Linked DNA regions of Mus musculus: region 1 is linked to region 2. The links are chromatin loops, found by intact Hi-C in ENCODE. Cell type or tissue: gastrocnemius. All regions are shown on one strand. Links, peaks and the distances in the headings refer to the core of each region. The heading gives the core; the rest is flanking DNA.

The links. Peaks named below come from ENCODE experiments on the same cell type or tissue, not always from the same donor. Only the 100,000 strongest peaks of a DNase experiment are listed, where the experiment ranks them.
Region 1: it touches region 2 in a loop (2.1-fold over the local background); 7 of 42 quality-filtered maps call a loop at or near these places.

Annotation. Positions count from the first base shown.
Region 1 is chr9:66,476,475-66,492,902 of GRCm38, reverse strand. Herc1 (HECT and RLD domain containing E3 ubiquitin protein ligase family member 1) reads right to left here. Exons shown (of 78, transcript NM_145617.3): 58 at 13,812-13,958; 59 at 13,371-13,472; 60 at 11,868-12,041; 61 at 10,806-11,099; 62 at 9,181-9,246; 63 at 8,900-9,025; 64 at 7,866-8,004; 65 at 6,655-6,836; 66 at 5,824-5,979; 67 at 4,832-4,954; 68 at 3,471-3,573; 69 at 776-945. Among named protein-coding and RNA genes, the nearest start is that of Fbxl22, 30 kb to the left of the region's middle. In gastrocnemius, for the core only: no CTCF peak of the experiment used is centred there; no DNase peak of the experiment used is centred there; H3K27ac peaks cover 1,094 bases.
Region 2 is chr9:66,425,299-66,441,726 of GRCm38, reverse strand. It overlaps Herc1 (HECT and RLD domain containing E3 ubiquitin protein ligase family member 1), which reads right to left. Exons shown (of 78, transcript NM_145617.3): 26 at 12,648-12,916; 27 at 8,236-8,451; 28 at 7,883-8,003; 29 at 7,424-7,661; 30 at 7,129-7,316; 31 at 3,977-4,132; 32 at 2,443-2,549; 33 at 1,821-1,931. Among named protein-coding and RNA genes, the nearest start is that of Gm30447, 80 kb to the right of the region's middle. In gastrocnemius, for the core only: no CTCF peak of the experiment used is centred there; no DNase peak of the experiment used is centred there.

The DNA of each region.
Region 1 (16,428 bases), core at 4,022-12,021, 50 kb before region 2:
AAACAAACAAACAAACAAACGAATGAATAAATTCTGATTTCTCTATCACAGTAGTAGTCCTTATAAGTTTAGACTGTCCCCTAAAAGCATTAGTCTTAACAACTGGTCACACTCTTGAATTCTTGGAAGAGGTATCTTGGAAAGGGTAGGAGTTCTTGTTAAGTGAAAAAAGAAGGCTCTCCAGAACTCTTACTTAAGACACACTGGTTTCTGGGTACACAGATATAAAATATACATGGCTCCAATTCTCTGCTCTTAGCAGCAGCAGTTAAGTGTTCAACATCAAGGAAGATTTTGTCAAAACCTAACCAGGGAATTCCCCAAAGGCTCCTCACCATTGGTTCTCCTTTCATCAAGATTACTGCAACCACAACTTCCTGATCTGCTAATGCAGGTATGAGGAGAATGTAAATGCTCACTAAAACAACTTTGAATAAGAGGGTCTCTGATCTGAGATTATGGGAGGAAGTGAGGATGGCTCTGCTTGTGGGCTGAAAACCACTGTAGAAGCATCAGTCTCTCAGACATCTCCTACCAACGTCTCTCTTCCATATACAGATAGACAGAAGGACTAAGGACACAGACCTGAAGTCTTTTTACATTCTCTTCATTTTCATTCCTGCCCTTACTCCTGTGACTACAGGGGATGACAAGATTTCTTGCACAAGCAAAGGATTCTCTGAACACTAATATTTTAAAATACAAAGACACTCTTACAAATAAACAACACCGTCAGATTTCTAGAGTATGCAAGAGCAGCAAATATGCCATTTACCTGCCCTTCTGAATTGCTACCCCAGGCATAAACATCTCCAGTTGATGCCAAAGCAAGTGTGTGTTCAGCTCCAACAGCCACATCTTCAATGACCACTCCAGCCAGGACAGGGATTTGTTGGGGTCGATTATGATTACGAGCACGTCCCTCAGGCAAGCCTATCAATCGGTCTGGAAGAATAGCAAGAGGAAGTGTTATAGATGGCACCCTGAAGTTTGTGTTCTGTAAGAAACCATTAACTTCTTGCCTTAGAATGACAATCATGCAGGACCCTGATATAGCTGTCTCTTGTGAGGCTATGCCAGTGCCTGGCAAATACATAAGTGGATACTCACAGTCATCTATTGGATGGAACACAGGGCCCCTAATGAAGGAGCTAGAGAAAATACCCAAGGAGCTAAAGGGGTCTGCAAGCCTATATGAGGAACAACAATATGAACTAACCAGTACCCCCCAGAGATATATCTCTAGTTATATATGTAGCAGAGGATGGCCTAGTCAGGCATCAGTGGAAGGAGAGGCCCTTGGTCTTGCGAAGATCATATGCCCCAGTACAGGGGAATGCCAGGGCCAGGAAGCAGGAGTGGGTGGGTTGGGGAGCAGGGCAGGGGGATGGTATAGGGGGCTTTGGGGATAGCATTTGAAATGTAAATGAAGAAAATATCTAATTAAAAAAAGTGTTTTAATACACACACACACACACAAAAGAATGACAATCATGTACACAACATGGTGCAAAAACCTGCTATTCCAGCAAAATACACTAAATTTTAAGTAACAAGTCTGAGGCTATTCCTGTATGAAATGTTAGTCTTTTTATTTATATAGAAAATTAAAACTAAAGTCAGTAAGTCAAGGCAAGAGGGTTTTTCAATACTCTCATATTAAAAGGACTGACACATGTTCAACAAGGCCTTCAAGTTTCTTGTGTTCTTAAAAAGAATGACATTCAACCTGTTTTAGCTCAAATTTCTACCCCACCTCTCTCTTTACCCTTGTTGCTCAATAACCTCCAGGTCCATTAGGCATGGCATCCGACATCTGACCTCAATTTGTACAGCTGCCCTAAAACTTCCCCTCAAAACCTTGAGTTGACTCCTGTCTGGTTGCTGCAGTGGCCTCTCAGATTCTGGCCATAATAATCATGACACATAATTGTCTGAAAATATGGCCTGAGCTCTCCCAGGTCCCTGGAGACTCTTCATTATCCTTGCTAATATTCTATTCAAAATCTTCCGTGCTAACATTCCCTAGAATTCTACTCTGTTCTTCACTCTACATGTTTTCTGGGATTCTTAAATCAATGACTAAACCTATTACCTATTACCACTGTGTAATCAGTATCCTAACCTAGATACGCATACCGAATCCCTTTGGAGTCCTAGATACAAATTCCCAATGACCTGTTGGAGATCTCCATACGTATATCTAGAACAGAAGTCCCTATATGGTGGCTATGATTTGGACATAAAACGGTCCTAAAAGCTTATGTGTTGAAGCTATGGATCCAAACTAATAGTGCTACTGAGAGGATGCTAATTTCATCAATGGATTCGTCCACAGCTGAATGGTTACTAAGAAGTCAGACCTGGTTAGAAGAAGTAGTATCATTGGAGGAATATCATTGTTTTTTTCTTATATTTATTTATTTAAAAATATTATTTATTTTCATTTTATGTACATGTTTGAGTGCCTGCACGTATGCCTGGTGCCCATGGAGACTAGAGGAGCGTGTTGAATGCCCTGGAATCAGAGTAGAGATGGTTGTGAACCACATGGGGTACATGCTTGGAACCAAAGGCAGGCTCTCTAAAGAAGCACCAAGTGCTATTAACCACTGAGTCATCTTTCCAGACCTTTATTTATTTGCTGCTGCCTCTTCTTCTCCTCCTCTTGTGTGTGTGTGCACACATACAAGCCAAACTATATATGTAAAGGTTAGATTATTTTTCCTTTTCCACATGTGAATTCCACAATGGAACTCAGGTCTTACGCTCGGCAGCAAGTGTCTTTATACAGAGAGGCATCTTGCCAGACTGGAGGCATGTGTTGGAAAGATTATCTTGTCTCTAACCTTTTCCCCTTTCTCTGCCTCATATCTATCACAAGGTGACTAGCTTTGTTCAGCCATTCTCTTCTCTCAAGAGAATCTGTTTCTTCATGAACCCAGGAGCAATGGGACCATAAAACTACAGACTAACTCCTCGGCATCTGTAAAACAGAACTACACACAGATCCTTCTGCATCCATAAAACAACCACCTTTCTTCCATTCTGTCAGACCCTTTGTCATACCAAGGAAAAAGCAAACTCACACAATAACTACAGCAAGTTCCTTCCCTCCTGAGCCAGCTCTTTCCTTACTCAGAGGACTCAGTGCTCTGACAAGGGAGAAACTCTAGTCACAGTTGACTTCATCTCTCACACTGCCCTCACACAGCTCTCCATCTCTACAGCCTGACAGCAGCAGAGAGGAGGAGGTAGAGCTCTTGTCAGCCATTCTTTCATCAAGGGTGAAGGCTCTCACTTGAGAGTTAATGGAGAGGAATTTGTCCCTGAAAACAAATTCATCAAATAGGAGCACAGAGTAGCAAGAGAACAAGGATAACACCACTCAGAACTCTGTATGGACCTAGAAGGCAAACATTTTATAATATACACGTATAGAAAGTGATGTAGGTGGGAAGATATCTTACCTTGACCAAAAGTGTACACATGACCATCTTTAGTCAAAGCCACAGAAAACTGAGTTCCACAAGCAACCTTTTTAATTCCAATTCCACAGAGGACATCAACTTTCTGTGAAATAAAAGTATAAAGTATATGTTTGAAAGGGAAAAAAAAACAAACAAACAAGCAAAAATATCTCTTAAACTTTCCTACTGGCATTTATAACATCAAATACTGTCTTCAATAAAAAGGGCAATTGTTACTGATTTATTTTACACAAGTCATATTCCTAGAGACTCTTTTCCCCTACTGCTCTGGTCAGTAACTGTGTGAGAGAGAATGCAAGTGTCAGGAAGTCTGGTTAATGTCCTTGGGAACCCATGAAGTGGAAGCATTCCACTGAGTAACAGAAACCAAAGAAAACCATGACCTTTTAAAACAACATTGCAAGCTCCTGTGAGACCACAAGCAGCTTCCCATCAGTTTGCTTTGCTTTTAGCTTTCCCAGGTGGTAACAGCTGTCTTCTACATTCCCCACAGATGAAGTTGAAGTTGTCTGCTTTTTTGCACTCCTATTGAATATTCATCAAAGCAACTATTAACTTGTCACAGACTATATATGATAGTAAACTGAAGTTGAAAACAAAGTTATAAATTATGTCATGCTATTTAAATATGTAAGGAAATTAAATATGTAAGGAAAACCCATGCAGCAAGGCTGCACAGGAGGTCTGCAGAACAAAGAAACCTAAAATGTGAAGTACAGTTCCTAGTTAATTTTATAAGCACTTATTTTTCTATATATTTTTGAAAGATGCACAATTCATTGGTAACATGCTGAAACAGCAGCTGCAGGCTACTCTGCCCATGGATCCCTCCCATAAGGACCTGGGAGGTGCCTCTTCTTTACATGGGACACAGTCATACAGCACTTAGCATCTGCAGAGACCAAAGTTTATCCTTGTGGGATGTTTACATCCATTTAACCTTAGTAATGGTTTTTTAAAAGTCATGATCTAGGGGGCTGGTGAGATGGCTCAGTGGGTAGGAGCACCCGACTGCTCTTCCGAAGGTCCAGAGTTCGGATCCCAGCAACCACATGGTGGCTCACAACCATCTGTGACAAGATCTGACTCCCTCTTCTGGAGTGTCTGAAGACGGCTACAGTGTACTTACATATAATAAATAAATAAATCTTTAAAAAAAAAAAAAAAAAAGTCATGATCTAGAGTGTTGGATATTTGAGAATAAGCAAATGAAGGCCTTAAGCCTTCATTATAAATTATAAAAATGTTCAAGCTAAAGCATTTCCAATGTAAAAGAGGTACTGATATAAGCAAAACCTAATTTCTGTTGTATAAAAACTGATATTCAAGGCATAACTGACCTGAGGAGAAGACTTTGCTGTGGAATTTCCTAGGCCCAGTTTACCATAGTCTCCATCTCCAAAGGCCCACACCATGGAGCCATCTGCTGACACTGCCAAGGTGTGGTTCAGCCCACAGGCCACCTGTAGGAACAATGGAGGGCTCAGTGAGCAGATCCTCTCACCTCTCACAAGCTGTTTCCACGTTTCTCTCTTCTTAACTGAAAAATGTTATGTGTTGTTTCCCAAGATTCTTCCTGGTTTTGGTAATGGCTTCGAAGGTTAACCCAAACACATCAAGTACAATTCCCAAGATTCCTAAATAATTCGTTTTTACTTTTTTTCAAAGTAAAATCCTTCAAGCATCTGTAGCTAACTAAGAACATAAAAGTAGAAAAGTCATATACCTCAGAAATACTCATTTACAACAGAGGCTGTCTCAGCCATGACATAGGGAAGTCAAGACATCTTACCCATTATTGAGAAACACTTACAATGTCTTTATGCAGATGGAAAAATCCAGTTATACAACTCAACACTGACACACAGGAACAACAGAAACGTTGTACTGTGTAAAGGCAGCTTTGTGTTGGTGTTGTTGCTTCTGTTTGCTTGCTTGTTTGAGATGCGATGCTGATAAATAGGCTAAGCTTGAACTCTATCTAGATCTGCCTGCTTTGGCCTTTCAAATGTTGGTATTACAGGTATGTGCCACCACGCCCAGCTTTTAAAAAAACTTTATATAGCAAGTTGTTGGTAGTAATTTATGGATGGTATTTTGTTGTTGTTGTTGTTTTTGTTTTGTTTTGTTTTTTTTAAACAGTCACATCCAAAAGTTAGGGGACAAAAATGTGAATTTTTCACACTGGGAAAAAGTCATGAAATTATAAAGTATGTGAACCAAAAGGTACAGAGGTTAAATGCAACTAGTTAGTTCTGGTCTTTCTGACTAACAGAAGAATATCTAAGTAGAAACAGAAAAGGTAAGAAATTACTATCAACTAAAGCCATGCCTGTCCAATCTGATATCCCTCCAGCGCGGTCACTCTCTCTGGAAGTTTTTTGTTAGAGGTGTTTCCAAGACCCAGACGGCCATAGTCACCGTTCCCAAAGGTAAAGAGTTTGCCATCCGATGTTACCACTGCTGAATGCTTGAAGCCACAAGACATCTAGGACAGAATCAAGTAGAAAAAAAGTTTGTAAGAAGATAGACTAGGAAAGAAGTCATTCTCTTTTGATTATGAATGCAGCTGACAAGTGAGGAGCAGGTAGTCTGTCCATCTATTAACACAGACCTCCTGACCTGCCTAGCAGGTTTAGAAAAACCAAATAGGCCCTGGAACAACTGTCATCACTCTTTTGGCTGTGTACACTGACAGACTAAAGGAAATAAATGAGTGGAAAATTTATAGTAAACTCTGTTGTGCTACGTGATTTTACAATATTATTTTAGATCACTAGCTGATCTAACAGACATGCACATCCCTTTCCAACAAAAAGGAGTTAAATGAAAACGTCCCCACTACCTACCAAGAACTGCAAGGTAGGACCTAATCCTCTAGAGCTTTTTCCAAGAGTATTCAGCATCCTATCTTGGACTAAGTCTGCTGGCTTGGGAAAGTTAAGTTCATTCTAATATTAAAACCTATTTAATTTCCAAAAAGCTCAGTAATGAGCTGAGCCGACATAGTGGAGCCAAAAATAGTGAGCCAAAAATAGTGGATCGCTTATACTACTGCCCCTGGAATCTGTTTTTATACTACTCCTGCTAGCTAAACTTCAGAATGTTATTTAATAATACTGTATTTAGATTCAAAGGCAAACTTATGAATGCTGTGCCTGACCTGTACCACTTCTTCTCCTTGTAAGGCCTCAATCTGCCTTGGTCGCCGCTGTCTGTCACTGTTTCCATGGCCAAGTTTGCCATAGTCCCCATCTCCCCAGCTAAAGACTTCACCACTTTCTGTCAAGGCCATTGAGTGCCCATCTGAGCCACAGGAAGTCACCAGCTGGGTCACCACAAAACCTAGAAGATAGCAGAAACACAAGAGGTCTCAAATGATAAATAGTCACTCTTGCAGCTACTAAGAAAATGCCCTAAGATTTGAAAAACATCAAAATGGTACTATAGAATAACAAACTTTTTAGAATTTTGAATCAAATTTATAGACATAACCTTGCATATCTGGGAGCAACCATGCAAAATGATGAAGAAAAGGAAGGACAGCCATTACAGTCACTAATGCTCAATCAGGATTATCAAATTTTTCCTTTCACACAGATCTAATGGCAGGCACTCCCATTTTCTACAGTTGCAGAGACTAAGTTGGAAAGTGGTGTGGTCGTTATGCAAGGTTTCAGAGCCAGGGGCCAGAGAGCAGAGGGAGGAACCCCGCCCGTGTTCCCCCCTACAATGCAGCATACTCTGACCCAGTTCTGCACAAATCTCCTGTGAACTTACTGGGAAGCCTTAGTAGAAGCATTTACATTCATGAACAAGTATGCTCACCCTACAGCCTATAGGCCAAATACATCTGAAGATAGCTATGGGTGTGGCCTAACACATTTGCAGAGGATATCATATCACAGTGTTCAAACGTTGAATGTCCCTTATTGTAAGCTTTGGGATCCAAGAGACCCCATAGCAGTTTTTATTGCTTCTTCCTCAAGTGACATAAAACTCTGCCAGATGCCCTTTAAACTCTTTAGCATAGTTGGAGATTTTCATTAAACTATTTTTTATGTTAGTAAAACACACACTTACACACACACATACACAACTACCTAATTATGGTTTAACAATTTAAAAAAATCTGCTTATAATTTTAAACATTTGGTTTCCTTTAATATCAAGTACATATACGCTGCCAGATGTTAGCTCTCCTTCTTGTGAAATAGCTTAAAATGTGGAAATTAAGGCTGTATATATTACCTAACTAGAACCCATGCAGAAGCAAACTCCATGTGTTCACTGAGTTGGGAAGTTCCAGTGGATGCACACACTCCTACAATCAGGTCACAATTTCTAACCTTTCTAAATTCAGGGCAGCCTCACCTTGTAGGGCTGAAATCACAGTCAGCACATGAAGGTCGTCTGAATTTCCTTGCCCTAATCTGCCATAACTTCCTTCCCCACAAGCCAACACTGTCCCATTGGCCTGGATGACAAAGGTACAGTTCTGACCACATATAACCTAGTATAAAACACATAATTAACAACATTACCCTTATTTGAGTCAGACATAATCAAGATACACTGTGTACATGCATGAAATTATTTAAGACTGAATAAAAACATTACCACTCCATTACCCTTATTGTTTATCTCTAACACATTTACGGACATTTTAGATGAGCCCATGCACCTGAGGGTATCTCTACCAGTTCTTTATTTCCTTTGTACCAAAGTAGAAAAACTGGCCTACATGTAGCTTCCCTGTAACCTTTGACTACTATGCTTCTGATTACAGTTAAAGCACATCAAGAGTCCCATCTGAATGAAATAAATCAGAACCATGAGATTTCAGCAAACTGTGCAGAGTTAAACAAGATAAGAGAAGAAAGAGGAAAGGATGTAGGAAGCTACTAAAGACTGGTGGAGAAAGAGGCAGAAATTGGAGGGGACACACACAGGGAAGAGCAGTGAACTCTGGGACAGCTTTAGGTAGAAGAGAATGCAAGTGAAATGAGTGGCTTCAAGGATGGTTTGGGAATACAGTACCATGCCTAGAAGATGAAGGGAGGGGCATCAATAAAGTCTAGCTAAAGATCCTAGGTAGATCATGGTTCCCAAAGAGCACAGTGATTAAGATTAGCTCAGCTTCCATAAATATACACTGCCCTGGCCTAATATATTGTGGTATTAATTCACTATACTTGGAAGCAAGAAAGTTATAGAAACTTCTTAATAAAATGTCTTAGGTATAATAAAAGCTTAGAAAGGTTTTATTTGGAGGCTACATATAAAATGAAGTTCTTTAATGATTCACCACAATAGACCAAAAAACTGACAAGATTCAACCCCAAATAAGTTGCTGAAAGCAACTAGAATTCTCACATTTCTTCTCTGTTCTTTACTCTGCTAGTTACCTGTTGGGCTTGTGAGAATGAAGGCGCTGTAGCTGGTACCATTACGTTTCTTCCAGCTTCGGCCAGCTGTCCATGCCTGCCAGCACCCCATAAGTAGACATCACATTTACCTCCCAGGTGCCAGTCCTAAAAAACCCATAGGCACCCAAAGTTAGGTTTATCCAGTTGCTCAAACAAATACATACAGAGCACCAGCATTTGACAACCTCTACAGAAACACATGCATCTACAATCAAAAGGCTGAATGAAACCCACCTCACAGCAATCTCATCTTTACTGACCTCAGGTCTGGAAGTTGCCCAAGACATAATTTGTTCATCCATGCCATTGATCCACTTGCTGTTATCCTGCAAGACAGAGCACACATCAGAAACAATGATGCTTTGCCAGGACTTGTCTGCTCGGTTACTGATAACATTTCCTTTCTAAAGAACATGGTGATATGACATGTCAGGAAGAGTTGTTCTTATTTTCTTGCTATGTTGCTCACGTCAGCTGCCTTTAAACTCTTGGGGTCAAAATTCTCTTGGTTTTTCCTTCTAGGAAGTTCGGGTTTAGAGGCATGTGTCATCCCACCCAGCAAGTTTGGTATCATCATAATTTCAAACATGCGTTTTTTTTTCATTCTAATATTGGCTTTTATTATACACACTTTCATTATCACTGTTGCCTAGGTTCAAAGGTAACCATTCGTGTTTACTGAGTACCAAGGGGTGTAAGGCCATGTACAAAATCTACTGCCTCCTTAGATTCTTTGACTAGTTTAGTGGGTAGGTCTTGTCATTGTTTTGGGCTTCAGTTTCCCTATCTGTAAGATGAAATTAGGCCCAAATGGGGTTCAGAAAGAGCTGTTGCACTCTACTCCACTCTATTCCATGTTACTGAATGTACTCCTCTCCAGTCTATTATTTGTATATGGTGCTGGGGACTGTGCATGTCAGGCACAACCCTATGGAAGTCATTTCTTTTTTTTTTTTTTTTTTTTTTAAAGATTTATTTATTTATTATATGTAAGTACACTGTAGCTGTCTTCAGACACTCCAGAAGAGGGCGTCAGATCTTGTTACAGATGGTTATGAGCCACCATGTGGTTGCTGGGATTTGAACTCCTGACCTTCGGGAGAGCAGTCGGGTGCTCTTACCCACTGAGCCATCTCACCAGCCCCCATGGAAGTCATTTCTTAATTAAAACATATATTCAGATGCCTTTCTTTAATTAATTTATCTGTTTTATGTTGTATTTACATTTTTATGTTCAAATTTTTGCATACATAAACCATAACTAAAGTTTGGTCAGGTGCTGGCTTGTATTGGCATTTTATGATCATCACCATTTTCTATGGGTAAACACTATCAACTACAGTAAAAAGAAATGACACACTGAATGCTCTTCTGTATTCTCACTTGATGCTGATTACTCTACATTTTAAGAGTGGACTAAATCAGAATTTCTATGTGGCATCAATCTCACAAAATGACCAGAGGAAAACTAAAAATGTGTATGATTAAGGTACTTAACAAGCACCTACAGACAAAGAAAACAGAAAAGCATGGAACTATGTATGGAGTCAATAGATTCAGAAAGGCTCTGTCATCAAGAGACTTGAACAGCCATCCACTAGAAAAGTATATTCAGCCAGGCGTGGTGGTGCATGCCTTTAATCCCAGCACTTGGGAGGCAGAGGCAGGCGGATTTCTGAGTTCGAGGCCAGCCTGGTCTACAAAGTGAGTTCCAGGACAGCCAGGGCTATACAGAGAAACCCTGTCTCAAAAAAACCACCAAAAACAAAACAAAACAAAAAAAGGTATATTCAGTCTATCTAAGGGCATGTTGCTAGTCACTGGCACACCAAGCAGCCATAACACAGTCTCTAAGACAACCAACAGCAGCTCGAGTTTTGCTTACCATGAGGAGCACTAGCTCATCCTCAGGAACAGGCTCTAGATCTGGGACAGTAAATGACTCTGGAAACTGCGCTCCGTTGGTGAGGGCCTCTGCAGCCTTGATAGTGGTTGAAAAGCATTCTAACCAGGCCCACTCATTGGGATTCCAGGATGTAGGGTCAGGGAGACAGTTCTGATGGTGTGGTGGCACTGGAGGGTTACACAACAGCTGATCCAGATGAAGTCCCACAGCAAGGGAAGCCAAACATTGCATGTAGGGGCTATGAACAAGCTGGTCACCACAAACTACATGAGGCTAAGAAAAAAACAAAAGAATGCCACATTCAAGAGGAGCCTGTGTCAGATACTCTGAGTAAGCTTATGTTGTGAAAGCTTATGGAACTAGTAAAGAGAATTGTGTATATTCTTTCCTCAATTTCCCTAACATCATATATATATACATATATATATATTTATGTATGTATTATATATAAATAAAACCTTGTATAATCATATCGCATTGATAAAAACTAAGTAACTTATCCTGGTATAACATTAGCTAAACTAGAGCTTTATTTGGTCTTATCACTGACAGCCTTTTTTTTTCCAGAATCTGATATGGGATCATATTAAACTGTGTCTTGTGTATTTTTTCTTGATTATGAACAAAATCACAAAGACCTTATTCCTTTCACATCACATTTCTTCCTTTACCCCAGGAAATCAAAGGTAAATCCCCTTTACAGCAGTCTTTAATCATGGCAGAACAAATCTATCACAGAGATCATGGACATTAAATCCAGGCATATTCTTCAGTTAAATTAACTGGATATAAAGTGAATAATTTATATGAAAAGGAATGTATCAACACTAAAAATTTTGGGATCACAGTTTCATTTTACTCGAGTGAAAATAAGGAATGGACTTAAGATTACTGAACAACCAACTGCTTTAGGTATAATGACTTTACTTCTGTACAGATAGCTTCACATATTTCCCTCAAACTTCATGTCCTTGGGTGGTTTGTGGAGGAGATTCCAATTCCAAAGCACTAAGTACTATGGGAGTGAGGGCCATGAGTTACCTTTTCATAGGCATATTGCTCTTGAAGCATCATGGGTAGCCGTTCCAGAAATGCTCTCATGCAGGGAGCCATGTTTAATCCCAGAACACCCTGTTGTTTCAGGGCTGTTCTACAAGTTGCTAAAATGTGATTGGCAGAAGCCCATTCTGCTGTGCAATTAACAACCAAAACATCCTGGTGGAAAATAAATCATGCCAGATGATTAATTTGTTTACATAAAAGATTAAAATCATGCCATCACCACAGAACCTGAGAAATTCTCTCCAGTAATTAGATTAAGTACTTTGTCTTTTTACATATTTTAAAATGTCTACAGAAATTTTAAAAATCCTAATTTTTGTCTAAGTAAAATGAGTAAATAAAACAATTTTAGAAAGTATAAACTACCTTAACATATTTTCTTTAAAAACAGTATCAATTATCTGCCAGTTCTCAGACTTGTAAGAAAAGGCATGGAGTATACTTCACATGTCTGACACGACTATAGGAATACTAGCAGAAATAAAAATAGTTGTTTCCTCAGGAACACAATGTAAAATTTCAGAACTGCCCTACTCTATGCAGCAGGCTTGGTGGCTATTTGTACTGCTTAGGGTGCTACACGCTATATTGCCAATCTTAAGAAGAACCTAGGATTGGTCAGTTTTTATTTTTACTTTTAGTAGTTCTATTCACATATGATCATAGCTTCTTTTAACACTATGTAAGTACATAAAATATAAATCAAACACCACATTGATCTTGATATCACATCAGACTTGCTAGCATTTTATTAGTATCTTAAATTTCAAAGCCATGATGTATTTTGGATATTTAAATGTCTTTGAATATTTTTTCATAGACTGTAGTCTCCCCTCCTCCAGCCTGAAACCTGCTTGCTCAGGGGTGGAGCTTCCTGCTCATTCGTTCTGCCACGCCCACTGCTGGAACCTGCCGCTTTGCTGTTTGGAGCCACACACGTGCTCACCTTTCTACTGGACCTGAGATTATTCGGCGGGAATCGGGTCCCCTCCCCCTTCCTTCATAACTGAGTGTCGCAACAGTAAAATTTGAGCTTAGATCAGAATAACTGTCTTGGCTACATTTCTTTCTCTCGCCACCTAGCCCCTCTTCTCTTCCAGGTTTCCAAAATGCCTTTCCAGGCTAGAACCCAGGTTGTGGTCTGCTGGCCGGACACAACAATAGACTATCCTTTTGAGACAGTATAATGGTATAAAAAATTATGTGATAAAATCAGAATCTACTTGTGTCTTCCAAGGGAAATAAAAAGGAGAAAAAATAATCAAGCATCTTCAGCAAAGCCCAAGTACAGCAGAAAGGGTATTAGGTAAGAAATGAGTATCCCTGGGTTCTAACTCCCTTCTACCATTAAATAGTTGCATTATCTTGGGCAAATAATAATCTTTCAAATAGCAGTCATTCTTCTGTAAGGGGGGGCTTGGACTGCAACTTCTAAAATTTCTCAATGTCTTAGTCTATGGTTTGGTGTGTCTGCAGTGTTACCTTTGATCTATTTGAGCAGGCAGCTACCCCAACTTCTGGAATCCATACTGTGGTCTGAATAGCTCCAGAGCCGATTACAACAGTTTGCAAGACAGAGCCATCCTAAAATGAGATATATTTATCAAAACTCATTTCTTGACGTTAGGCACTATTGCCACAATATCTGTTACTTTACATTCACAAAATATACATTAAAAATTATAACTGAGCTGAATTCAAAAGCTTTCAATTTGTAACCTGCTACCCACTTTTTGCTTTAAACACACTTATCAGAAAGAAACCCAAAGGATCAGAAAGACTGGTTCTTTCCCAGTAGATGATTCTACGGGAGCATCTTCACTAGCCAATGAAATATTCTTAGGGTTGGTTGATTTTTATTATACATGATATAACTAATGTAAAATATATTTTTTTTAAATAAAAAACAACCTGTGTCCTTACCCTTAAAGACCAAATGTTCATAAGCCCTCCAAGTCCACCAGACACCAAGGCCAAGCCATCAGAACTGAAGGCCACAGTCCGAACAGGTGTGATGTGTCCCCGCAGCTGATAAACACACTTGGCTCCTGCCGATTTCCTATAGCCATCCTATAATTCATTGTTTTGATATGTGTTAGTTTAAAATATTTTACAGCTCATTCTTGGAAATTTTACAATTGAGTAGTATGGAGCTAGAGACTGAGACAGATACTTTCTCCCATAAAGTTGCTTAACTTGATGATTAACAGTAAAGCAGAAACCTGGCTCTGTTTTGATATTTTTAAAAATAATTTTCTGTTCTTTAAACAAACAGAAATTACTGTATTTCAAAATTCCAATATCTGAGACACAAAAAAACACCAAAACATGACTTTTGCTTGTGAACAATAGTTTTATTTACAAAATTTAACTTCATGTAATTTTTATTTTCTCACCTAACACTTCTGAACTGCATGTGTTCACTCTATACAAATAGGTTTGCCTACTGTGAGCTGATGGCTCTGTCTGATAACATCATGCCTCTTGGTCCAAGAATGGAGTTGTGAAATGGGAATTCTGAATGTTTGTGAGAAAACTCCAGAAAAACAAGACAAGAGGCTTGTGACCTCAGTTTCTTCAAAACACAAAATTGTTCTTGGAACGTGTTTTCATGTTCTCCCAGGTGTAGCAGATGGGAATGAGTTTAATTCAGATCACTCATCACAGCTGGCTTGTTATCTGTGCTTCAATGGGAAAACACATTTTTGCCATGTGTGGCTTTACACAAATATACTCAGGTGATTCTCTTAACCCTTGGAGCATAAATTACCTGATATTCTGAATAAAACTGGTTATTATATGAGCCTTTAGTCTGTCTCACTTTTTAGGCTCCATTACCTGTAGAGTAATTAAACAATATCCAATCAACATATTTGCTCTGCCAGGTTTTAAAGTGAGAAAGCTAAGGCCAGTGCACAAGGCAACTCACTTGGACAAGGAGTAAGCCATATTTACCTTTACTGATCTCATTTCTACTTCTGTGGCACCTTCTTCCTATCATTTAGCTGACTACTCCTTCCCTTAAGACAGATGATAGTACCAGATACACCCATCTCCCCCAGAGGCCACTAACGAGAACTTCTTCAAAGGGTGTTTACATCATAGACAAAAGGGAGCTGCAAACTGGTAGTTCGGAGATTCAGTTTAATCAGACATCCAGTTTTGTTTTGTTTTTTAAGAATTGTAAAATGACAATATTAATATCCAATTATTTGAAGGTTTGTTTTTGTTGTTTGTTTGTTTTTTCGAGACAGGGTTTATCTGTGTAGTCCCGGCTGTCCTGGAACTCACTCTGAGTTCCTGAGTTCGGCAGCAGTAAACGGTTCCTGAACACATCATTACCAAAACTAAAAGCAAGCACATAGAGGTCCAAGGTGTCTCTGGAGGCAATGTACTTGCATCGCAGGAACTTACTGCAGCCTCGGTTCTGACCTGACACTGCATGGTGTTACATTGTGTAACACCTATGAGGGTTTTTTGAAACATCTTGGTTAAAATTTGAGATTACATGTTATGAATTGTAGTGGTTATTACACACAAAGTTTTCTGTACTTACAAAAATGCAATGGTTTAATTATGAAAAAACAAATTCTTTTTTTATTTTCCTGTTGCCATTTCTCAGCAAATATCAAACTAGTGTATCTTTAGGTTATATTGTGTTTGAGTACTTGATTTTAAAATTTGCAGTTTAAGCTACTGAGCAAATTTTCATTTAAAAAAAAATCTTTTGGCTAAGAATTAGGACAGAATTTCCAAAAATTTTGAAATGGTTCTAAATGGTTGTAATACATATTTATGCAAAAGTACTTAGTATTGACAAGTATAAAATTGAAAATTGATCAAATCTAAAAAACACTGAAGATGCTCTATATCTGTTACTATCAAACACTCAGTTGAGATTTAATTCTTTAATGTAAAAACAAACAAGCACATGTATACCATAAGTATGTAAATTTGTTTTCCTCTAATAAATGAAAATATCAGATGTATACCAAAGAACTTTCTAAAGTAAATTTCATTATGATTTTTTAATTGATGAATATTTGGTGTGCTCACCTACTTTATGTACCCACACCAGGCTGTGTAAAAGTTTCTTAGAGGAAGAGGGTGAGAGTGGGAAAAGTTGAAGTCTGGTTTGAGATCACATGTGCTTCATGGGGTTTTTGTCTATGCTTTTTCTACTCCATACCTCCTGACTCCCAGATTCACAAGTTTGTGTGTCTTGTCTAGATGCTTTTGTAAATATCAAGCTCTTGATTTTTTTTCTTTCAAAATAATCATTCTGTGCAGGTGAAATTCTGACACTGGTATCAGATACTCTGGATGGGAACTCCCAGTGTCACTCCACTGTACCAGACTTCACTAAAGATTAGTATATCCACAACATCCATTTTATTCATCACCAACATCACCACTCAATATGCATTAAACACCTCACTGTAACCAAAATTACAGGAACTTAGAGAGCATACAATTACAATAATTATTTACATTTCCCTAATGATCATGGCCTTCAGGTATAGGAGTAAATACTTCAGTG
Region 2 (16,428 bases), core at 3,317-11,316:
ACATAGTGAGACAGGAATCCAGGGTGGTAATTCCAAGGTTTTTCTCTTCAGTAATAACTAGAAGGGGGTGAATGAACAGAAAGTGATGGAGCTAAGGATGTTATGTTTAACACAGTAAGTATAAGTTGTCTGTAAGGTTATCATTCAAGTGGTGAGTTAATGGAAGATAGCATATAAAATTTAGGTTACCAATGGCATAGAAAGCCAAATAAGGTTTCTTTAAATATGGAAAAGGGGAGAGGTGTGATAGTTAGGGGGTAAGGATGGGGATTATGGCTAGGTCACACAATAACCCAACACTTAAATAGAAAACCTAGAAGAATTAAAGATCAGTTTAAAGAAAAATCAGAAAAACTGTGAAATCACAAAAAACTAAGCAAGAAATGTATGTGTATGAAGTAGAATTCAGTTTGGAAAATAAGTCAGTGGAACCTCATGGCCACAAGGATGGGTATACAAGAGAACAAGAGTAAGAGATGGGCAAAAATGCAAGCAGGGGGTCCTCTATATCCAGGCTCTATATCCAGTCAACAAACCACAGACTTGAAATATATTTTTTTAAAAAACAACTGAATTGGTACATACATAGACTCTTCTCATTCAATAAAAAATATGGTATCACAATTCTTTACAAGATTTTACACTGTACGATGTAGTATTGGAAAACCTAGAAATGATTCAAAGTTTATAAGAGAATTGCATGAGTCATATTATAAATACCATACCATGTTATATATGAGACTTGAACATCAACTGATCTGGGTAAGCATAGATGGTCCTAGAACCAATTCCTATAGATACTAAAGAACAACTATAAATGTAATGCTAATACTTTATGGAATTCTGGCATCTTGCTGGATGATAAGCAATTAAACTGAAGAGATAGAAGCAGCTGAGGTGTAGTTTACTGTAAGGTATGAAGGACCACTCCCGGAGTTAAATGAGTTCAAACCCCAGGAATCTCATAATTGAGAACAGCAGGAATGAAACCATTCCCTACCTGATTCTGTACCTGCTCTGGAACACAAAGCCATGACACCTGACTAAAGAACATAGACAGTGAGTCAAATAGCATAACACCTGGAGTTCTTCTCCATGCTAATGAGGTATATAAATAGCCTTGAGCCTTCGGCCAATGACCTCCACTTCCTGCAAGAGGTATACAATCCCTGGTTCACCCTGAATAAAGTGTGCATTCACATCCACCAATCAAGTAAAGCAATAAGAACAAGCAAGGATTGTCTTGGAAAGCTGCTTCATTAAGGACTATCATGTAAAAGGCCTTCACCTTAAAGAGCAGAGTGTAAAACTCCAGAGAAAGGCTTTCTCTCTTCGAGCCCCTCTAGTAGCCTCAGCCCTCATTTCCAATCAAACCAGATTCTTCTCCGCCGGACTCTGCCTTCTGTTCTTGGCCTGGTTATGCAGCCGCTGAGGGGAAAGGTAGACCTCACACCCCTAGTTTTTGACTCCCTCTGGCAGTACATCTGCTGTGCCTGGGTACCCAGAAAGGAGACTTGGAACCAATGTGCACTCTCCGTTCCGGACTTTGCCCAGAAGAGAGGCAGAATGTTGTGCAACAGTTTACTCCTTTGAGAAGCACAGTAGCACGGACAAGAGGGACAGTCAAGAAGGCCTCATAGAAAAAAATATGATTCGAGAGGTGAGGATGAAAGAAGAGAGATAAAACACACAAAGAGGATATGAAGCAAATTCTACAGCAAGGCCCCTCATAGTAGGATCTTACAACCAGAGACAGAGTTGGGCACTATTGTATCTACTTCCGTGGCCTAAAAACTCCTTTTGAGGGAAGAATCGATTACCTGCAATTTTATTTCTTGTTCTTTTTCCTTTATTTGAATAGCATGTTTGGCCTGAGCAATGGGAGTCTCCCACATACAATCCGACAGAAGGGAAAATAAGCGTTCAACAACCTGGTGTATTGAAGGGAAAGAATGATAAAATTTATAGAGAGAAATGTTACATATGTTTTTGAGGTATCACATACTGTAATATTCAATGGGGTATGAAAATTGATTATTCTAAAATCCAAAAGTTATGTCTGGCAGGCCTATGTGGAATACTTTTATTTTTAAAAGATCATCAGCCCACTACAAAATGGCCTGGTTTTATATCTTCTTTCTAGATACAGACATTTTCAGTTTTACTGTTTCACACACTTTTCTCTCTAGAGGCCCAATCTAAAAAATTGTAAACTGTCCTTTCCTTTTGACTTTACATGTATATTCTACTCCTCTACTTCTTATACCTCACAACTTATTTTCTTCCTCTTCCTTAAGAATGAAGGATAAATAAAGCAATCTGAGAAGTAGAGACTATTGAAGTTAGACACATTTACAACTCGAGACTTTAGTAACTCTCAGTTTTGGGTGAATCACACCACAGATGTAGAAAGTATTTTCCAGCCACTTAAAAATTACAAACCTGGGCCATTTGGTCATCTTCTACACCAGATTCACAAGCTGGTAGCACAGCCTCAAGGACGTGAAGAGCAAGAAGCCTCGTTCTTAAGTTACCAACTAGAGGAATACCTGGGGACACAGCAGATAAATCTCTGTTATCAAAGTGACTGGCATCCAGAGTTAAAATTAACTTAAAATAAAATTTTTCTAAGACTACAAAGCAGTTTATAAAAGAAATAAACCTGTATTTTAGCCTAGTGTCACATAAAGTCTGAACCCAATCTGTGCCTGTTAGTGTATGTATGTGTGTGTATATATATATTTTTTTTCATGTACATGTTCAGTGTACTGCAACACTGAGTCAAAAGTCGAGTATGTATTTTATATACATTAATCATAAAATCAGAGTCTGAATTATAACTGAGTTTAATAAGCCAAGACAGGCTCAAATAGTTTTAATAATTTGACCAAAACTCCATACTTCAGTAAAAGTAGCATTTTTAAAATGTCTTTGAGCTTCTGAAGCCCAAGCATAAGTTTTCATTCCCTTGATCTAGTCCGTGGCCCATTTTAAAGCTTGGTAGGTTTCTGGGTTTTTAAAGTTTTCTCGTGTGTGTGTGTGTGTGTGTGTGTGTGTGTGTATCATAGTACCCTTCACAATGTACTTTTCTTAAGTTAGAAAAGGTAGACACAAAATATTGGGATGTAAGTATGTACTCTTCTTATAGACATACCTTAATAGATTAGGGAAATGAATGAGTACTCATGCTCTAAAAACATGATAGGAACTTCATGTTATTAAAGGAAGCAGTAAGTTATACCAGTTAATAAACATTGTTGAAGTATATAGAGAACATAAACACACAATAGCCCATACCATAGACTACTATATTGCAATTCTACAAGTTTCAAACACATTAGACAGAGATGATGAAAAAGTTCTGGAAATGGGTGAAAGGATACAACACTGTGACTGTGCTTTAATGCATGAATTGTATACTTACATGGTCAAAGTTTAATTTTTGTTATCTACCTTTTAATCAAAACTATGGGTAGCAAAATACTATCAGTAACCTGTAGAAGATTACCAGACTTTTAGGCTGGAACAAGGTATTAAGTTTATTAGACAGAGATGTCATAGACATCACACAATAGAAGTCACAATCAAAGCAGCTGAAATCACATCAGGATAGAGGGGGCATACAAATTCAGATCTGACTTGACAATCTAAAATGTGAAGTCAGACTCAGTAAATTATATACTGTACACATCTCTTCTTATTTTTAGTACATGTTATAATCTGAACAAACAGGGCTAAATTCTCTAGAGTAAATCATAATTTAATTTCTCCAGCACGACTTGGCATTATGAATTCCTTACCAATTGCTATCCAGAAATTGGCATTTTAAAACTGGCACAAAAAAAAAAATCAAAAGTCAAAGAAGAAAAATTCTTGAAATCGAGATCAAGTGCCCACTATTGTTAAAATTTTAGCATTACCTTAATAAAATACATGCAACACATAAAAATACTCTAAGCAAAGGCAGCAGACATACCTGAAGAACACTTCTGAGATGCTATGTTTAGAAGCACTTCTGTCCATTTGGGGGAAGCCATTTTTGATTGAATTGCTTTTGAAGACACAACTCTGCGAAGAAAAACTAAAAAATCCCCTAGATGGAGTTCAGCTGCATGTTGTTTCCTAAGAGCAGCTGAAAAGTGAAGAGATAAGTTTATATTTTAATTGGAAGACATCAGGCTAAGGTTTACCTTATTCAGCTTACATTTTAATTACATTAAGTACAAATCTAATTCCCAGTCTAGGTTTTCAAAAGGGTACCAATTTTTGAAAACTAGAAAATGAGAAAAGATAAAAATTTAAATGAACCTGGAATGAAACATCTTTATATGTATGGATGAGAAGCATAAGCATGCTAGAAGAGCACACATATACACACATTCTTTGTTTAATTCCTTTTCACATTTACTTATCCTGGGACAGTTCCATGCAGAGAAGAACTAGAATTGTGCTAGGAGGGCAACAAGATAGAATGCCAGGCCTAAGGAAGAACATATGAACATCTGCAACAATCTGGATACAAGTATCCACAGTGCTACTTTCAGAGATATTCTGGAATGCTAGTTAAGGATAGGAGCGAAAACTCTTGTGAAAGAGAGGAGACCTCTGGAAAAGAACATGCCTGACAACAGACAGCCAGTATCAAGTTTTACAGGAAGCTGCATGCAGCATAGGAAAACTTCTGTCTGCTGTGATGGGTGAACAAGACTATGACAGAACTAAACTGCTGCAGACAACTAGAGAGGAAACGAAGAACTACTTTACATCTCCTCCAAACAGTACCTTGTCTCATTATTTAATACAAAACATTTTTTATAATATTAATCCAAAGAACACAGAAGTATCAGTCTCTCCTCTATACCTCTGTCTTTCACTCTAAACTTGCCTCTGTACACCTTTTCAAGAGTTGGTTCCCGTTCTAGGAGAAGCCTTCTTTTATCTTTTACATAATGTCTCCAGCAAATAGTTCTAGAATAAACTAGAGCCATATGGAGGTGAATATCTGTATTCCTGGCACTCGGGAGAAAAAGAGGCAGGAGGATCATAAACTCAAGGACTCTGGCAAAGCCTGGAGACCCCTAATATAAAGCAGGCTGATACAATACTTTGAAATAAAGACCATATACCTTCCTTTTCATTGTGTATTTTCAAAGGATTAGAGGTTCTCCATACCTAAGCAGCCTGATTCTGAATGACTGGACATTGATGATTTTAGAGTGAGTCTCCATCCTAGCCATTTTCCAAACTGAGCCCTCTCTCTAAGACAACTAGAGGGGAACGGACATGCACTTGATCTGTTGCCACACATTCGAAGACCCAGTTATGGAAAAACTGTGTTTCTTTACTAGATATTGAAAAAGCCCTATTTTTGCTGTTTTCTTAGATGGAACACTGCTGGCCTGCAACTCATGTTCTTCTCTGACCTAACTTCTCTGGTGGGAGTTCTAGGAATCTGCCAGCACATGCAGCTAAGGATACAATTATCTTGGGGCATTTGGCATTCAAGGAAGAAAGGTAGAACCAGCGTAGCTGTTTTTCTGTCTGATATATTTAAGTCTGATTGTCACTAGGATATCATTGCCAAAAGCAATAGAGAATAGTTTATTAGAAAAATTAAATGGAAGATAATTTTCTCCAAAATGCAGATATATATTGGAATGCATAAGAGTTAATAATTAATTCTGGGGTTTTTTTTCTCATGTGTTTTGTTTTGTTTTGTTTTTTAAAAAACGCATTTTTAAAAAGGATTACAGAATTCTAGAAACATTGCTGTTGTCTGTATGTGCAGGAGCACAGACTGGTGAGAACCCAGTACCTTAATAGCTCTTTATACCCTAGTAGATCTCAGAAGAAAGAGGCAGGGACACTTTGTTTTTATTAACCATTTTGTAGTCTGCCTAAGCTCTCTGAGTAAAGATTACTCTATACACAATGAAGGGGAGAAAAAAAACAACATACCACTGGCTTAGGCTAGGAAACTACAAGGCTAGATCTTAATCAGAACCATACTTCTACACTGTGACATAATTCATCATTATCTGTGAGTCAGATAATTCTTCTGAGTTTCTTGTACTGTGCCATATCTGCTCACAACTTTGCCGCTACCATGACCCTATGTCAATGACAACAAAGACAATGCTTTATCATTTTGCATCTGTTCAGTATATTCTATTTCCCCCCACAAAACTCAGCAATATTAATATGGCATAAGTATCATTTAATTACAAATATTATCTATTAGAATCTTAAATATTAACAATCACTAAATTTTTATTATGTGCCAGATAATGTTCTGGGCTTACATGTATTAAGTTATTTAGTCCTCAAAACAAACTCCACAAAGTTGGCTCTTTAAATTACCTTTATTTTACAGATGACAGAACTGGAACAAAGAATGGTGAGATAGCTTAGTCTCTTCTATCTACCCTTCTAACCCAGAAGAGACTTTTAAAGGGCACTGGGAGAATGAGACATGGTAACTCACAATCCTTTTGAAATAATGACCAGTTTTAGACTTTTAGTCTCATAATTACATTGAAGACAAAGACAGTAGTTCTACTGCTTCAGATATAAATTCTACTGGAAACTGCCTTAGTTTCACTTCTTATGGCTATGATAAGATGCCCTGACAAAGGTGGCAGGCAGTGCTCTCTGTTCATGAAGTTCCTGTTGCTGTGACGTCTCAGATCTCATGGACTGAACCTGGAATGGTGAACCAAATAAAACCTTTCTCATCTAAGTAGCTTTTGTCAAGATATTTTACTGCAACTGGAAACCATGTTCACTATATAATAAATGAAGTAGCAGTAACTACACATTATATTGGCCAAGTGTAAGGAGGAATTCTGTTAGTTCAGTTTTTTCTGATTATAATCCAGTTCCCAGTTGCCAAAGCCAGTTCTCAAACCTTGAGAAGGAGCAGTAGCTCTAAGCAGCACCAGAGTAAACAGAGCACAGAGGCTCAGTCAGAAGCGCATCTAAACCATATGTATGAATAGAGAAAGGGGTTGCAAACAATCAAGAATCCTTTCGTATCACAACAGGAAAAAGCCAATACTCTTACCATATGGACACTATGGACAGTCAAGTATTTGCACATAATAAGAAAACAAAAAGAGCTTATACTACCTCTGAAATCTCTCTTCTCAGCTTCTCCACTGGAGTCAACTTTTTTTTCTTCTTCTTCACCCTCTTCTCCTTCTCCAAAAGAGGCCATAAACAGCACACCAGTTTGAGACAATAAATTCTTCAGTTGACTACAGAGTAGATCCAACAAGGACTGAACTACTTTGGGGCTCAGTTTATCAGCATAAGTTCTATGTGAAATAATAGGAAAAATTAAGAATGAGAATATAAGAAGAGATAAACACTATAGAAAAAAACAGGCCCCACCTCATTCTATCAAGACCTTTGTAATATTTACCCAGTAGTGATGGCTAGAATCTGGAGCAACCTTGTACTGGCCACTTTCAAAGCTGTGCTAAGCTGAGAAACACCAGTCTTTGGCAACAATTGCAGGGGCTGTCCTAACATGGTGTCTGTTCCACATAACTGTGACAATACATTCAGCAGACCAGTGGAAATTGCCAAAGAAACATCAACTGGCTGATAATGAACACTGAGGGCAAAAACTGTAACCAAAAGAAGACGTTGCTGGGCTTCTAAAAAAAAAAGGAAAGACAGACAGTTGAGAATCTCTTTGAAATTAAGTATTTATTAAAATAAACTTCTCCAAACTATAAATGATAGTATAAAGTAATATTCAATTTTCAAGTACTATATTGGTCTGTTAATATAAAACATAAAATAAAGATAATTATCTACCATAACCTCAGGCAAAAATGTACACCCTTCATCTTTATTTGTAGAAATATTTACTCACCAATGTGATGCTTATTTGCTTGAAGGGCTCTCTCTAGAGTAGCAGACAATTGTTGGTAAATCTTATGAACAGCCACCTGGATTTCAACCTGAATATTTCTTTTAGCTGCTCTGATTCCATCCTAAATTACACAGAGTTTTAAAATCAGCACAATAATACAATCACCTACCTATTCCCAACTGTATGATTCACAAACTTATACAGATAATGATAGATCTTTAAAAGTAATGTAAAAGCTTTTAGAATTTTAGCCTCAGTCATACATTATCACCAAGTTCCAGATGGTCTACCTGGCTTTGTAAAAAGAAAAAGAACTACATACAGAACAAGATTTCGTCACTCATGTCACTTACTTGATAGTGATGCAGTCGGCCACTCTCTCCTTTGGTTCCCGTGTGTCCAACAGTACCTAAACCGAAACACCCTGCTAGAAACTGCAATCTCACAGATGTGAGCAGGGTGGATGACTGAAAGCCTGAACTTGATCTGCTTCCTGTCAGCAAGACGTTACCCTTTTCTTCCATGCCAGACAATAGAGTGAGGATCTGGTGAAGTGCCTCCAAACGAAGCTAGAAGGAAAAACATTTGAGGTTCTGTCACCAAACTCAAACATAAAGAATTCTGTATGTCAGAGGTAATATGTTATCTAGGACAAAGAAAGTCTAACATTTTCTAAGAATCTGTTAAACATGTTATTACTACTGTTTATTAAATCAAATGCATCTAGAGCCTCTTTGAGGATATTTTAAAATAAAATAAGCCATGCATACACTGGGAGAGTAGGTTTGGGTTGGTTGGTATTGAGGACTGAATTCAAGATTTAAAGTGCTCCATGGCTAAATAATATATCCTAAGTTTCTAAAGTAGTAAATGTAAAGTTTGTTACTCCAGATTTGAGGGATGGGGCCACCTACCCATTTCAAAAATTTTAACCCAGAATTGTTCTGTCTGAAGGAAACACAGGAACAAAAAATGTAACAGAGACAAAAGGAAAGACCATGCAGACTGTCCAACTTAGGAATCCATCCCATTTGCAGACACCAAACCCAGTCACTATTGCTGATGCCAAGAAGTGCTTGCTGACAGGAACCTGGTATAGCTGTCCTCTTGAGAGGCTCTGCCAGCACCTGACTGCATATAGATGCAGATACTCACAGCCAACCATTGGACTAAGCCTGGGGATTCCAAAGGAAGAGTTAGGGGAAAGATTAAAGGAACTGATGGGGATTCCAACCCCACAGGAAAGAACATCATCAACTAACCAGACCCACCAAAGTTTCCAGGGACTAAACCACCAACCCAACAGTATAATGGATGGGTCTATGGTTCCAGCTACATATATAGCAGAGGATTACCCTCTCTGGCATCAGTGGGAGGGGAGGCCCTCGGTCCTTTGGAGGCTTATTGCCCCGTGTAAGGGGATGCTAGAGGCGTGAGGTAGGAGTGAGTGTGACGGTGGGAGATCACCCTCTTAGAGGCAATGGGGAGGAGGGATAGGATCAGAGGTTTGAGGAGGGGAGACCAGGAAGGGGGACAACATTTGAAATGTAAATAAATAAAATAACCAATAAAAAAAGGTAAAGTTTGGAGACAAGATGTCAAGGCCACATTCTTCTGCATGTTGGGCAGTCTTAGGAAAGTCAATGAACTTTATGAGTCCCAGTTTCCTCAAATACAAAACGAGTATCAGTGTCTAGCCTACTCAAAGAGCTACTATGACGCACACAGATACATGTGAAGAGTTCAAAGCTTTATAAGTACAAGTAGTGAGATTGCATAGAATGAATACTTTTTAGTTCCAGAATCAGAAGTACTTCTCCATGGTCTGTCCAAGGCTCACTATCTTCTCTACCCACTACTGAAAGACCCATCACTACAGTGGCTCAGCCTACTCTTCTTTGAAAAAAAAAAAAAAAATGGATTTCTACTTTAAAAGTTTAGATTTAGAGAAAGTTGTAAACCCTTTTATGTGAAGCAGTTATCTCAACGGTAATAATCATGATCACAAAATCACAGCACTGATTATCAGCTCTGAAAAATACTGAGGATGCTCTAGATACAGCAATAGCAACTACTCAGTCAAGATTAATTCTCTGTTTAACTGAGTTTAAGACTTATTTTGCTTTAGGCATGTGTGTATGCCTGAGTGTATGTATGTGCAGGGAATCCGATTCCCTTGAACTGAAGTTATAGACAGTTTAGAGCCACCTGAAAAGGGTATTGGCAACAGAACATGGGTCCTCTACAGCATACGTTCTTAATCACTAAGCCATCTCTCTAGCTCCAGATTAGATCAGGTCAGCCTGAGCTATACAGGGAGACTCTTTCTCAAGAGGAAATAGGGGAGGAGTGAAAATAGAGAGAAAATAACAAAGGCTGTATCTCAATTTAGGTTAGATTTCCACAGTAATGATTACCACAGTAAAGATGAGCAAAATTTGAATTAAAAAGTAAACCTTAGGACTAGGAAAATGGTATGATGGGCAAGAGTATTTGCTCTGTAAGCATGATGAGGTGAGTTTTAATCCCCAACACCCATTTAAAAAGCAAGCCTTGCAGCAAGAGTCTGTAACCCAAACATTGGGAAATCAGGAACAGGTGAATCCTAAGAGATCACTGGTTAGCTAGCATAGACAGAAGAGAGGTTCCGTGGGCAATAAAGTAGAGAGCAAAAGACTACAATACCTGACATCTTGCATGGGTCCCCACAACTACATGACTGGGCTCACATACCTAAACCCATCTCATTAGTATACAATTTTCTTTCCTCTTTAATAAATGATACAAAAAGTTGTTCTAAAAGTTATTTCTTTAGCATTTCTCAGTAAATGATTTGCATATCTATTTTATATAGCTACATACTGAATAAAAGTTTTTCAGGCAAAAAAAAAAAAAGATCATGAATGGAAATTGTTCAAGAACCACTGAGACAGGACTGCATTAATCTGTAATTTTATATATATATATATATATATGTGTGTGTGTGTGTGTATGTGTGTGTGTGTGTGTATGTATATATACACGTGTATATAAGAAATATTATATATAAAAGATATCATATATGTGTATCTTTATATATTCACATATAAAGTGAAATATGTATACATATATATGTATATGTGTATGTGTGTATGTGTGTGTATATATGTGTGTGTGTGTGTGTGTGTGTGTGTGTATATATATATATATATGTATGTATATATATATGTATGTATGTATATATATATCTTCATTTTTCATGACCATGACATGTTGGAAGTAGTCTTTATTTCTTATAAGGAAGTAACTTATAGGAAGTTCCTAAATTTGGATTTGCTACCCAGTCCCCCTCTCACAACTAGAATAGAGCTAGAGATTTGTAGAAGATAGCTACAGAATTCAGTATTGTCATTATGTCAATGATACGTTATATCTACATGAGATATTAATAGTAATAGTCATTATGATTGCTTAAAGATCTATCTGCCAGATTTCTAATGTCATTCCTTTTTCTTCCTCTTTCTCATACCTACTAGAAGCAAGTTACTAAGTACAACCCATTAACAAGGGTGAAAAATTTAATTTCTATTAGAGGAAGGAATATCAAAGGATCTGTGGTCAGATTAAAAGTCATTAATATTTGGGGCTTATTCTGTGACTATGCAAACCTCCTAGGTACCCTAGTTTTCTCATGGATGTCTTTACTCATCTTTGGGTCTTTACTGTAGCAATCATTGTTGTGGGTATCACTAATGTTTTGTTCCTGCCTTTTCTTTTCCTTGCGTTTGTGATAGGGTTTCTCCTACGCAGCCCTAGCTGGGCTGGCATAGATTATATAGCCTAGACTAGCCTCAAACTCACAGCAATCCCTGTGGCATCCTTTTAATGCAGAGATAAACAGTACAAAATGGAGGGTATGAGACGGAGCCAATTTCAACCTTGCTTCTAGAAGAGAGACGACTGATGACAGTTTGTCCTAAGAGATAAAATCTTTAAATTGTACGTTTTATCCGGTTCAAACACTGTTGTGCTGCTTTCATTAAGAAAAGGATGTCAAGTTGGGTGCACGCCTTCAGTCCCAGCACTCAGGTAGGCAGAGGCAGGTGAATCTCTCAGTTTAAGGCCAGCCTGGTCTATTCAGTGAGCTCTAGGACAGGCAGGGCTAAACAAAAAGAAACCCCATCTCTAAAGAACAAAACCAACCAAACAAATAAAAACATAAGCAAACAAAGAAAAGAATGTTAAAAGCTCAGGTACAGAAAAAGGAGACAGCCCAGAAGGTAGAACACTTACTGCACAAGCACAAAGACCTGAATTTGGATTCCCAGTACCCACATAAAGCTAAGCCTGCCAGCATCTCTGTGACCTCAGTGCTGGAGGCAAGCGAGGCACAGTCTATGCAGAACCCAAGCTCAGAAGGTTTTGAGGTCGCCTCAAAAACTAGTAACAACAAGGTTCACTAGATAGAGGTATTTGCTGCCGAGATTGAAGGACAGAGTTCGATCACTAGAACCCACATGGTAGAAGGTGAGAAATGACTCCTACAAGATGTCCTCAGAACTCTGTGGCACACGTACTATAAAGGAGGACACGCAAACTAACCTCTAGACTCCACCCATCTACACACACTGTACCACACATGCACATGCACGGAGTGGAGTGGAGGGGAGGGGAGGGGAGGGGAGGGGAAAAGAAGGGCAAAGCTTTTCATAGAATTATACATTCAGTGAGTGATTCACTTTTGGTTTCCAGAGTTGCTTATGAATAATAAATATCCACAACTTACCTCTGCCCTTAGCTGTTGCTGCTCCATTGCAATGATGGAGGCCTGGGGACTTGTAGACATACTTTCTTCCGGCTCCTTGAAACCTGGAGCATTCCCCACATCTCCACTCACAAAACTTACAACATTTTCAATCAATGTGTGAACTCCCAAAGACTTGGTAAGGTCAAAATCAGACTCAAAGGAGTAAGAGGAGTTGTAGAACCAATCTCTGGTATGTTTCAGGCGAGTCCAAGAGTCACTCAGAGATTCTAATTGACTATGCATAGGACCTACATGAAAATAGGGGTTAAAAAAAAAATCACACATCAACAGCAATCAAGTAGAGAAGGGAACACATTCTCAAACTAGATGAAGGCTGAGCGCTACTATCATACCAAGTGGTGAGAAATGGATACTCATGTTTGAACACATGCATGCATTAAGTGAATCTGGTCAAAATACTTTGGTTAAAAAAAAAAAGAACAAAAATAAACAAAAGTTAAAAGCAATGTAAAAAACTAAAGAGAAAGCCTTGTTGATTTATCGGTGTCCATGTCAGTGCTTTGGCAACACGCTACCACAAGAAAATAAAGGCAGAAGCTGCTCTGTAAGATCTTAATCAAAAAGGCTCTGAAGTATCACAACACATCATTACTCAGGAGCAACACCAAAACGGGCACTTAGAACTCTACTGGTAAAAGCCAATCAAAAAAGGATTTCATCTGACTAAACATCATTGCAAAGGGAAGTCACAACTGCACAAAATGTCTACAAATCTTCAATGAAATATTAGCAAAAATGGTTATACAAGGGCAAGTAAACTTACAAAAAGGAGACATAAACACCACTGTTAAGTTTCACTTACTACCTGTCATGTGCATATTTATTTACCTCAGGTTGTTAAGCTCCTATATAAAGGAAGCAAAGTTTCACAAAAAAGTAGTATCCATTGTAAAATATTAATGGTATTACCAGCAGTTTGTATTAGCAGCAGTAATAGCTAAGTGTTATTAGCTTGCTTGTATTTTTAGGTTAAACCTTTAAACATCAAATACTACCATATTAGAATACAAAAATAACTTTCTAAGTTACAAGCCAAGTTTAGCTCTAAAAATATATCCATATCCAATTCATATACTTTTTCTTTAAACATTCTTAGGGAACTAAGTTTGCTTAACTATACTTTTCGTTCATAATAAACCTTCTCATCATTGTTCTATATTTTGCCTGCTTTTGTATTTATATATTTATATTATTATTGAATATAAATATAAAACTGACAAAAACTTGTATCAATTTGTTTTCTACCTAAATTTTTACTAGTCTGAAGCTTAGGCTTATCATTCTCTTCCTTTTACTGCTATCGAATTTTGTCTTACATTCACTCTAAAGATGGACAATCTTTAACTGTGGTGATTATTTTACATAGGCATGTATTCTGCATGTATGTAGGGATATAAATACCTATGTGTTTTTAGATGCTCATGAATGTTTATGCACCTGAATGAAATTTGACTTAGGGTGTCTTCCTGGATTATTCTCCATTAACATGTTGTTGCAGAGTCTTATAATGAACCTACCACTCACTGTTTTAGCTTGCTCTGAGGACTCCCCTATCTCGGCCTCCCTTGTGATGGGGCTATAGGTGGACTACTAAACCCAACTGGCCTTCAGGTAGCTCTGGAGATCTAAACTCCAGTTCTTACACTTGCATAGCAAGAACTCAGATTCATCCACACAGCCCCAGTTTTAGCCGTATTTTACAATCTTAAGAAAGTATTAATTATGTAATCATTTTAAACATATTCTTTTTGTGCAATATAATATTGCCAACATAAATCCAATTTACTATATATAGCCAGGATTCATTTGTTTATTGTGTAAACATACCAACTTTCTATATTAGGAATTAATTTTAAGGTACCCAACAAAGATACATCATGTTAAAAAAAAAACTGCACTTGTTAAATTATACCAGACAGAAAGTTTTGAAAAGATTATTACTAGTGGCCACAGAGGAAGAAACTCTACTACAATATTAAGCATTTAGTCTTTCATTTTTTTACTGTTACACTGGTGCCAGTTAAACCTCAGGGCTTTAAAATCAGACATGGAAATTCTTAATAGGGAACTAATATTATGAACTATTAAATATCCTAATAAAATTAATTCATATACCAAAGAATTATTACCTTTTATATTTTCATGAAATATTCTTTTCTCAAAAGCTTCTAGGGGTGGTGGTGGTGGTGGTGGGGTGTGTGTGTGTGTGTGTGTGTGTGTGTGTGTGTGTGTGTGTGTGTGGTGTGGGTGTGTGTATGAGCTGGGGGGGTGGTAATGGGTTTTTAATATACATGGAGGAATGAGTGCAGGCTAGGACAATATTGGCTATCTGTCCCTTGCCTTCAACTTTGTTTGAGATAGGGTACCTTGGTTTTTGCTGCTGTGTATACCAGACCAGCTGGCCCATAAGCTTCGAGCTATTCCCATCTTCCCTTCCTTCTTGCCATAAAGGGATTATAAACACACAAATACTTATGTGTGTTCTCAGGACCTGACCACAGGTTTTCACAAGTACTTTATCCACTGAGCTATTTCCAAAGCCCCAAGAACTCTTTCTAATAAGAGCTCCAGGACTAGAGATACAGTTCCGCAGTAGAAAGCTTGCCTAGTATGCACATAGAATTCTGAATTCCATCTCCAATAGAGGGGGAAAATCTAATTTTCAGTTTTATGGAGATGAAAATAATATGAAAAAATTCCTACTTATAAGTACAGCTTTCATATAATTTAGAAAAAAGTAATATCCATGGGTATATATTATGTTAAAATTATTTTTTTAAATACAGAAGAAATTTAAACAAAGACACCATTTTCTTAAGCTGTCCAAATTGAAGGGCTGTATATGACTTAACCAAGGAATGTCAGGTTTTAGTGCATTGCACTGAGCTTATTTTACTTAATAGCAAATTTCAGAATACAACAGCCTTTTTCTTTTAACACATACAAGTTACTTTTCAGAACAAGTCCCTAATATCTACTGTCCAGTGTTAGAACCACAGAAATGAAAGAGATCTATCTACTTCAACTGAGGACACAGAGGCTCAGACAGATGAATTTCCCAAATTAGCAACATTGGTTCCTTAATTCTAGGTGAAGTAGATTCATAAATTCCTGTTATATAATGACTCAAAGCACACAGATCTATGGAAATTTCAACTGCTTGGTTAATTATATAAAGGCTCAATCACTAATCTACCAATAGTGAACTGCCTTTATATACAGAGAAATATTCCATGGAATTACTAGACATGCCCAAACTAAATCCCTTTGAAAGCAGGAGTCAGCAAACTTTTTCTGTCATGTGTCACATAGTAAACAGTCCAGTGGTCCATAAGGTCTCAGCCACAATTGCTCAATCCTGATATTATAATAAGAAAACAGACAGATAGTTGATAAACAAATGAGTAAAGCTTTAATTCAATTTACAAAAATAGAGAAGGGTCAGACTTGGCCTACTAGATGTAATTTGAAAAAGCTTAAAGGATAAAATTATTGGGTATATGATTCAAATAAACTCCTTATGAATAAAACATAAAATCAGGAAAAAGAAAGGGGCAGGGTGCACACCTTTAATCTCAGCACTCAGGAAGCAGAAAAAGGAGGATCTCTGTCAGTTCAAGGCCAGCCTGGTCTACCTGTGGTCCAGGCCAGCCACATAGTGAGAGAAGTCTCAAAAACAAAACAACACAACAAAACAATGGGGGCCAAAAACTTAAAACACAGAGAAATGAGAAACAGA